Linked DNA regions of Mus musculus: region 1 is linked to region 2. The links are chromatin loops, found by intact Hi-C in ENCODE. Cell type or tissue: left cerebral cortex. All regions are shown on one strand.

The links. A loop is a pair of places that touch in the nucleus more often than their neighbours do. Peaks named below come from ENCODE experiments on the same cell type or tissue, not always from the same donor. Only the 100,000 strongest peaks of a DNase experiment are listed, where the experiment ranks them.
Region 1: it touches region 2 in a loop (2.9-fold over the local background); 3 of 42 quality-filtered maps call a loop at or near these places.

What each region holds. Positions count from the first base shown.
Region 1 is chr12:106,376,692-106,381,691 of GRCm38, reverse strand. No RefSeq gene overlaps it. Among named protein-coding and RNA genes, the nearest start is that of Gm32830, 29 kb to the left of the region's middle. In left cerebral cortex, a CTCF peak has its summit at 2,154; DNase peaks (open chromatin) are centred at 2,222, 2,395, 2,784 and 3,699; H3K27ac peaks cover 956 bases.
Region 2 is chr12:106,308,562-106,313,561 of GRCm38, reverse strand. No RefSeq gene overlaps it. Among named protein-coding and RNA genes, the nearest start is that of Gm24986, 90 kb to the right of the region's middle. In left cerebral cortex, a CTCF peak has its summit at 2,705; DNase peaks (open chromatin) are centred at 1,600, 2,368, 2,722 and 4,427; H3K4me3 peaks cover 728 bases; H3K27ac peaks cover 454 bases.

The sequences.
Region 1 (5,000 bases), 68 kb before region 2:
AAGAAGGCCTGTGCTCAGGGATTCCCCCCGCCCCCCAAGCATCCTATCCCAGGAGAGCATGATGTGGCATCAGGTAGCCTAGGACTCATCAGCCCGGCTAGATGGCCCAGTGACTTGCTGGACATCTCTGGGCTCACCAGGACTTGTGAGATCTATCTACAAAGAGTGTGAGGCAGGATCACAGAAGACTCAACTTCCTCTCAATCACAAATACAACATAAGCAGTGCCTGGGTCACCTAGCAACTTAATAACCCCTGCCTAATGCCTCACGGGTGGTAAAGGCACTGATCTCATTTGACAAAATAGAGCCAACACAGCCAGAAGAATAATGTGGCCAAGCTCCACGATCCCTTCTCGACCTCATAGCACTCCCAAGATCCTAATGATACCATGCCCATCCCTTAGTAAGGAAGTCAGACTTCAAGAGGCCTGAACTGGACTCCAAGTCCCAGTTGTGGCCTCAAGTCCACCAGGCCAAGCTGCCTACTGCTAGGCATCAACTCTCTTACCCCACTTTAGGATGCCCTACAAAGTGTCCAGAGATCCCCTAGAAAACAAAAGGCAAAACTTCTTGGCCACCAAAATAGGCTTTCTGCAAGTGTGTGTGTGTGTGTGTGTGTGTGTGTGTGTGTGTGTGTGTGTGTGTGTGATTTTGCAATAGATGCTTGTGATGCGTATTGCACTGAGCAGCCAGTATGCTTGCACACTACACACACACACACACACACACACAGAGAGAGAGAGAGAAAGAGAGAGAGAGAGAGGGAGGGAGAGAGAGAGAGAGAGAGAGAGAGAGAGAGAGAGAGAGAGAGAGAGACCCAAGGCTCCCTATATCTCTGGCACTGTGCTGGGGTCAGAGCCCAGAAAGTACAAATCAGGCAATAAACATTCTATTCAGATTCTGGAATTATCTGGAGAACAACTCCACATATCCTGATCAAAGTATGTACCAGGAATGAACGAAAAAAGACATCCAGATGCAAGAAAACCAGGAGGGGCTTGGGATAGTCCAGAAGAACTTAAGTGTGAATCAAAGGGGTTAATATTCTGGAGATAAGAGAGACCGGTCTTGGGAGATGTGAAGACAGTTTGGTTAGCAACAGGACCTGAATTTATTCTAAGAACCTACGTGAAACATTGGACACCCTGGGGAAACAGAGACAAGAGAATTCTTGGGGCTCTCTGGCCAACCAGTGTGACTGAATCAGGGAGCCCCAGCTTCTGGTAAGAGACCCTGTTTCAAAACAAGAAATGGTTCCTAAGCAATAACACTCGAGGTTGACCTCTGAACTCCACACTCACCTCTAAGCAAGCGTGAGCACACTCACACACACACACACACACACACACATTTATGCATTTATAAAAACAAACGGCCAGCCCTTGTAGCCTGCTTAAATGCAGAAACTTAAGGATGCAAGGAAAAGATTGCATCCTTTCTCCTTGCAGAGTCTCATTCTCAGGGCCAGACAAACACCAACCTCAGCACGACATAGTCGTTTCCAGGGTGAACCGAACCAGGGTTCACTTTTGCCAGAGTCCAACCTGGGCCTCTCTCTTTGGGATGGGAAGCAGAGCATCCATTGCATGATGTATTACTTATTTTAATCAAATACAATTTTTTTCTAATTGTCACTGCTCCGGCAGCCTCACGGGGGCTGGTCTGACTTGTGTACACCCGTGACAGGGGAAGCGGCGGCGGCAGCTGCTTTGTGCCGCCCGCCCGTGTACGGTACCTCTCCAGTCTTGTCAGTCACAGCTCCCCTAATTACAGAACATCTGCTTGCTGTGGCCATTAACACTCCTCTACCAGCTTGTCTGGTTTAATACCAGTGACTCCTGACCTTCCCCAAGGAAGGCGCTTTCTGTCAAAATTTTCCCCCAAAGAAGCCAATTCGCCACGCAAAATTTGCACTTTTTTTTTTTTTTTGTGAAAAACACTACCTTACTAAAGGCTTTTGGAAGGAAATGGGTTTGACGAGGCGTCAGTGGTAAGGAGTATAGAAAACCTGTTTCCCTGCCTTATTTGGTTCATATTTGCATCTTTTGAAAATAATGATAATAAAAAAAAAAATGGGAGTCATTTGAAGGGTCAGGACCGTAAACTTGGATGTTCCCCAGCCCTGTCTACTGTGTTCCTAGGCCTCCAGCTAGGGGGCAGTGTAGATGTCCCCTCGCTCTCTCTCTTCCCACCTGCCCCACACGGGCTGGCTGGGAGACTCCACTACCTTCAGCGTTATTAGTTGAATCATAGGTCCCGCTATGATGCCCTTGTTCCCTGGCATTAAAGAGCCCCAAAGCTCGATAAAAGACGTTCCCAGTCCCTGGGCATGATCTAGAAGCAGCCTGCCCCTCAGAGAACTTCAGACGGTATTTAAAAGGCTCTGCAACCTCAGCCTTCTGAAGGCAGGACTCAAGGCAAGGGCATGCGAGGAAATCCAAGCGCGCTCCTTTTCGTTAGAAGTAACTATGGCAAACGTGGTTCCCAGCTAAGGACCCCGCTACAGATTCCCCCAGTGACTGTCCCACCCATCCTGGGAGTCCCTGGGTGTCCTGCGATAGACAATAGTGAGGGTGAGAGGAAAAGACAAACAGATTCACTTTAGAATCTTCCCCAAAATGATCTGAGTGGCTGTTTGTTTTGTTTGTTTATTTTTTTTTAAATACTGCTTTCACGGTGTTTTGATAAGGCGGGTGTTCTCTTGAAATAAGTGTTTGTTAAGTAAGAAAGAGTTCCCCGCCGTTCCCGGGGAGAGCGAGCAGTCTTTTACAAAGCCGCTGGACTTTGCTTCACAAACGGAGAAAAAGCGGTGCCTGCTGAAAAGCCTGAGCAGGCAGGCAGTTTGGGCTGGATGCTGGCTTCCCTGGTCAGGGTGGAGAAAAGCAAGGCAGTTAAGAATGGGTTTTGAGTTCACACACACACACACACACACACACACACACACACACACACAGACACACACACACACCTCCCTAAAGAATGCAAAGTGACCGCGACCCAGGCTCAAGTGAATCCCAAAGGAGAGAAAAGTCAGTAAGGAAGAATAATCCAGAAGGTTGCTGGTTTGTCAAGCAATGTCTTCAAAAAGCATCCTCCGCACTTGGCTAAAGGGGGTTTCCTTGGGCACCCCTGCCGCTGCCAGTAGTTAGCACTGCTTGTCTGGAGACAGAGCAGGGATGGGAGGCATTGAAGGGAGAAGGGGGAAGGGATAAATGGGTTTAAAAAAAAATACACACACAAAAACACTGCCGAAGAATACCTGTAAATACTTTGTTTTAAAAATGCGCATTTCCAATATAAGACACCATCTTAATTGCGGACTTCTTCAAAGCACCTATTGGAGAAACGGTTTAACAAGGGGGGAGCGATGATCTTGTAATCTCGACAATAAAAGCGCTTCCATCCTTTGTATATGCTGACTTACAAAAAAAAAAAAAAAAAAAAAAAAAAGTGCTTCCAGACAACAAAAGATGGAGCCGTAATTACATAAATCTCTCCATTCTTGATGAAGACACAGTGCAACATGAGCAAATCAATAGAGTCTCCGAGGTAATTCTTGTTTTTCTTATGAGCCCAATGCAAACTTGTTAAAATTGAATTCCACTTCTTGTGTATATAAAAAAAAATAGGATTTGCACAAATCCAGAGGAAAAGAACATGTGTTCTGTAAATGTTTAATTTTTTTCCTGTGCTACTGAGGAGGTTTGCAATGGAGTAGTGTGATACCAGGATCTCCACACAGCCGCCACCACCACCCGGGGAAGGAAGCTACTGTCAGTCTGCTCCCTAAAGCGCTCTGAAGGCCCTGCTATCACCTCCCTGATTCTTACTCCCACTATTAAATAAACTAAATGTACCCTAAAGTCAAATATCTCTGACTCACTGCCAATAAATTGGTCGTAATCATTTCTCCCCCACAACCCACATTTATAATATTTCTCATTCAAGAATAAATAATTTTGTTGATTTTTTTCCCAAAGAAAAGGTGAAATGTATTGCATTTAAAAATAATTAATAGATGGGCCCTGCATACCTCTGAATTAAATTAAAGAAAAAATATTTCTTTTTTTGTGCAGATGATTGCATTCATACGCTGTTTGGTGTGAAAAGTAGATTCCAAAAAGCTTTTAACTAATTTGTTCAATTTGTTTCAAAGCCAACATGAATAGGCTTGGTGCAAATTCAGATTCATTAAAACTTAATTAATATGCATCATTATGCAAATGAGGTTGCAGTTAATGAGTTCTTAAAAGAAGCTTTCTTTAATTAGTTCAGTTTTAATGGCATCATCATTTATCTGACTTGTTTTTAAAGCCACATGACATACAAAAAGTGACCAGCCTCCACAATGCACTGTCTAATTGTGTTTCTTCCTAATTGTTTAATGCTGAAACTTTGCAAAAGTTAAAATGTTTTGATATCCAGGGCCTATTAAATGGCTTTCACAAACTTTCCCATTCTGACCAAGGTTTTTTTTTTTTCCTACAGTGGCTTCTCATTTTTATTTTTTGACTTTGCCATTTCTGTCTGCTTTTAATCCACAGATCTGTAATGTCCGAGCCAGGCTATTTGTACAAAGAAGGAGCGCATCTGACAGGTACGCGGGAGGCTTCAGAGAGCATCCCTCAGCCCACGTGCATACTTCACTGTTACGTGTGTACGTTAGCAGGGGCAATTATACTTACGTAGTTGAAAAATTAAAACGAGCCTTTCTTGAGGCCATCTGCTAACTTGAGGAGCTGGGTAACATGTCTTAGCACGAGATTTCTAAATGTACTAATTCATAAGACACGCAGTCACTATCGCCAGTGACTGCCTGAATTGGCAAAGCTAGCCTGAGAGATAAGACCACTTAATAATTATTGTGAAATATGGAAATCAGGAAAAGGAAAAAAAAAAGAGGCAGGCTTAGCACAGGGTTGGGGAAGAGAGGGTGCTAATCTAGAAAATGACTCTTCCAGAGCTTTGAAAATACAATGGGCATTTTAAACATTTTCG
Region 2 (5,000 bases):
AATAGACCCAGAGGTTAACATGTCTTTAACCATCTCTTTGAGAAAATTATTTTCAAATGGCTAGGCTTCTGCAGGCATGGCTCTGGAGCTTAAGGTCCTGGACATGGTAACTCTGTACTGGAACAAGATATACCAAAAAAGATGCTGTCAGATGAATCAGAAAGGGGGGGGGGGGCAGGTTTCAATTCCTGCAGCAGAGTTGCTCTTGGCTGAATGGCCTTATATGAAGGAGCTGACACATCTGTTTATCACCCCCAATTGCTGAGTGAGTGTACGGAAGTTCTTTTGCCTCTTTGAACCCATGGTAGAGCCTAGCAATTATCTTCCATGAGGTCAGTTCTGAGAAAACTCAGGGTGACTGATGCTTCATGACCTCTGACCCTCGATGTCTCCAGTACCAGACTCTTGTCAGGGTTCCCAGAACACGAACCAATTATGAGTGTTAGGAACAGTGCCCACTGTGGGTCAAGGAGAGGGAGGAAATGCATCCCTCGGGGATTGGGGGGGAGAGGCAATAGGCTAGACAGAGTTTGAGAACGGGGAGAGAAATACAGGGAAAAAGAGAGTGAGAAGGCAAGAAGGCGGGAGTGAGGGAAGACAGGGTCAGTAAGGAGCCCTCCCCTGCTCTTAGGCAGCTCGTGGGTCTGAAGAGAAGCAGCCATGTTGTGACCCTGTGGAACACTGCCTTAGCGGGCACTAAGGAGTATCTCATCTAATCCAAAGGCTCCAGAGGGTAAAACCACACTGCCACCTCTGCTAGACAAACGAGGCTACTGTTGTTGAGTGACGAGGGTCAGAATAGGAGCCCAGGCAGTGTGACTACAGATGCCACAAGAACGGGGAACATCAAAATGTGGTTGTGGCCAGGGCCACACTTAAAGCAAGAACAGGAGGGAAAACATGAGGGGAAATGACCCAACTCCTGCGTGAGCAGGGAAGGGTGCAGAGAGGAAGGCTTAAGAAGTACCTTAAAAAATATATGGCTGCTTGCTATTCAGGTGAAGAGCAGAAAGCATCGCAGAAGGAAACAGAAAGTACTAGTTACTGAAAGCCAGTCTGCCATTTGTGTGGGATGCGTCCATCCAGGCCATCTGGACAGGGATCTCTGAAGAGCTGGCTGCCGGTGACACCATCATCTCTGGAGCAGGCACTCAGAGCTGCTTCGAATGGCTCCCACTGTTACAGCGGTAATAAGACCCAGAGCGGGGCTGGAAGCTTCCTTTGAGAGTCATTCTTCAGGAGTCCAAGGGAGGCGAACGAAAGAGAAATTAAACACAATGCTGTGTCACGAACTTTGACCTACGTGTCAACTTAGAATTTCAAATAAAATTAGAAGATTTTTCTAATAATTATATGGGATGGCAAATAAGGTCCAGGGGCAAGCACATGTGGCAAAAAGTGACTAATTGTATTTTGCAAAAAGGCAACGGGTGCTGACCCTTCCCGGGATAATACTGCACAGAAGCCAGAGAAGAGGAAAGGTTACCAGCAGTTAATGTTAAATAGTGATCCATCCGCCACACACACCCCCACCCGCTCCTCCATATTCATAGGAAACAACCACCATCCATATTCATTGCCTGAGAAAGAGTTTTAAAGTAGCAAACATGCGCTTGGAAGGCTTCAGTTCTAATCAGAGCGCTTCCCCTTGATGGCCGCCATAGGCTTTCCTGCCAAACTCAAAATTAAAGTAAACTAATAAGGAAAAAAGGGGGTGTGTGCAACAGTACAGGAATAGTCTCCCTTAAGAGAGACAAGGGTGCCTGCTGTCAGGGGTCATCAGCTGGGGGCTTCTCAGCTGTGCACAAGAGCATCCCGGTGCTGCTCTGAACTGGGATCCCAGCTACCCCATCGGAGCCAAGCTTCGTCACAACTCTATGCCTCCATTTCCTCTGTAGCATGGCCTAACAACAGGCCCTGCCTCAAAAGAGAAAATTCAGAAAGCCACATTTCCGTCCATGGGCTCTGAATGGCAGTTTCTGGGCTTATGTCCTTGTCTTAGTAGTTCTGTAGGAAAACAGAAGTTAGAATTGAGAGAGAGACAGAGACACAGAGAAATAGAGACAGAGACATAGAGGCAGAACCACAGGCACCTAGAAGGAGAGATTTACATATGGTGGAGGATACAGGGAACCCAAGACACTCACTTCATTCCATGTGGTGTTCGCCTTGCCCTCTCCCCCACCCACACCGGGCCCTGAAGGCACCAGAGAGACTCAAAAGTCGATTTTCTCTGAAATGGAACCCACCCCAGTAACATGGGCAGGAAGGCAGGAAGTTGAGCAGAGCGCAGGCAGGTGTCTCACAGATTGTGATCTGAGAGCCCTCCCCTGCTGCGGGGGTCGCTTGCGCCCCCGCGCCCAAGCTCTGCGATCAGGGAGATTAGGGCCGCACTAGGCAGAAGGGCAGATTCAGAAAGGAAATGCGACGAAAGCGAAGAAACAAAAAGGAAGCTGAAAACAGTTCCGCGCCCAAAAGAAAAAACACCACAGGGCGCTCGCTCCGGAGCCTTGGGACATCGCGAGTCCCGCCAGGCTGGTGGCCTGTGATTACCTCTGTCCCCCAGCCACCGAGTCTGCGGAGGGGGGTCTGCTATGAGCAAAGTGAAATCTGTTTAAATCGGGTTGCTCTTTGGAGAAATAGCATTTGGGAAAGTGCAAGCGCTCTGCGGAATTCGGGACTTGTCCAAGGGTGGCGCTGAACCTGGTGGCTAGGAAACTCGGGGTGTGCACCCCCAGCCCGTGAGGCCCTGTGATGAGAGATAGCATTGACGAATCCGAGTTGAGGGTGAGAATCACCCCAACACCACCTCCCAGGGACCACAGGTCTCCCTGAAGGTCAAGGGTTCCCGGGTCAGCCTGGCAGAGCCTCCCAAATGAAATGATTCCCCAAGGAGAGGGCCAGCAGCCAGCACTGCACTACAGCGCTGCCGCTGCTGGGAAAGTGGGCAATTGCAGACAGACCAACCACCGACTAACCCAGAGTCTGGCTTCCTAAGCCATTTAAAGTCCTGCTGTGCTTTTGTTGTAAAGTTCTTCACAGCCACCGAGTAAAAATTTAAAAATAAAAACGTAATAATAATAATACATAACAAAAATAAGAAGAAAAAAATTTTTGAAAGCATGCAAAGCGGTCTTTAAAGGGAAACCCACATCACCATTTCCTCTTGGAGCCCCACCCTTCTGGAAGACCTAAAGATGGCTGCACCCAGCCCTTGCCTTTCTGCTGCTCCCTACGCTACCCCTAGGACTCTGGGTTTTCTTGAGGGTTTATTTTGTTTTCCTTTGGTTTTTAAGGCAAGGCAGGAGTCTGTCCAGCAACAGGTGGCTGCTTGTGCTGCAGGCGGCTGCCCTCCTTGTCCTGGGCAGCAGCGGGGAGCAGTTTTGCTATGTCCTCTGTTGGGTTTTCCTGTAATTCCCAGGACCCTCCTGCCCTTCCGTATTCTGTTGAGAATGGGCATGAACCAGATTCCTGGAGTCATATAAAAACTCCGTTATGGTTTACAAACAGCTTTGAAACCATAAGAAATTAATTTTTTTAATTACAATTTTGTTCCAGCCAAACAGGGACCCGAAACATTAACTTTCTTTACCAACCAAGGGTGTGCGATGAAATCGCCCAGCTGACCGAGGAAGCAAAAGGTTTATAAATAAACGCTTCCAACTGACGCCAGCATGCAGAGGCACCGCAGAGCTGGCCGGGCAGAACCTTTTCACCTTGGTTACTGTCAGGAGATTGTGTGGCATGGCCACAAGCGGACATCCTGGGACTTTGTTCCATATATAACCAGGAATAAATGTCTGTCCTGACTCCCTGGGTTCCTTCAGTTACTGTGAGACAGATCAGACAGGCCAGCACTCAGCATCTTTGTGACAGATTAAATAGTGATCCGATCAGGCCTTGACCAGATTCTTGGGTACTGATGCTGCCTTTTGTAACAGTGGAGGCTCAATATTCTCTGTCTTATTCTCAGCCCAATGCTATAGATGATCAAATGTGATTAAAAAAAAAAAAGAGTAGAGACACCAAACCTCGCTCCGGCTGAGAACCCGCAGAATCGGGGTACTGAGGCCCTTGCAGCATCCCACACAGGTGTGTGGAGTTCCCCCAGTTCTTCACGTTATCAACCTTGGACTGGTGCTCCCGTTCTGTTGTAGTTCCACCTCCACCTCCCTCCACCCCCGGGGGGACTTAAAACTTGCTTTTCTGAGCCTTTGATTAAATGGCATGTTTTGAGACGTTCCCTTCCCCATGCCGGTCAATAATAACTGTGCGGGGCTTTGTGGGAGGCCCCTTGGACGCAGCAGTTGAAAGGCGGGTGTTACAGTCAGATGTGCAGGTCCAAGCGGAGGTCGTGCCTCTGTGACTGTTGGAAGCTGTGCGAGATCACAGCTTCTCCCATCAAAGTTTCTCCATTCTCTGGCAGCCAAGCTGCAGCGCCTCAGAAAACTTGGCCTGACATTACCCTGTTGCTGGGGAGGAAGCTCCGGAAATTTTCCACCATGTTTACCGGCACCTTGTGAGAGGCAGGATAACCGAGCACACCCGGCAGAGAAGCTGGAGGTTTCCGTAAACGGAAGAACGGCACCAATAACAACAACGACGATGAAAACCAAAACAGCAACAACAAAAAACAAATAAGAACAAAAGGAAAACAGACAGACGCTTTGTTCTATGTAACAGGTTCACTTCACTATGACATTTTCACAAAGGACTTGGAAAAAAAAATAAACCTTGGCTTCCAATGAGCAAAAAGCCAGAGAGATACCACGTCCTAAATGTCTACCTTCGTGGTCGTCTCAGTGGGTTAAATCATTCCTCTCAGACTAGGAAGCAATGTGCAAGAGACGCATCCATCCCCTTGCCACTGAAGGAAGCGACCATGGCTAGCTTGCCCCCACAGTTAGGAGCAGCGAACAGAACCCCGGACAGTTTAGTGTGAACCTCCACACACATCCCAGGTAGGTTTGCTTGGATGTTATTTCTATTGTTTTAAGCCA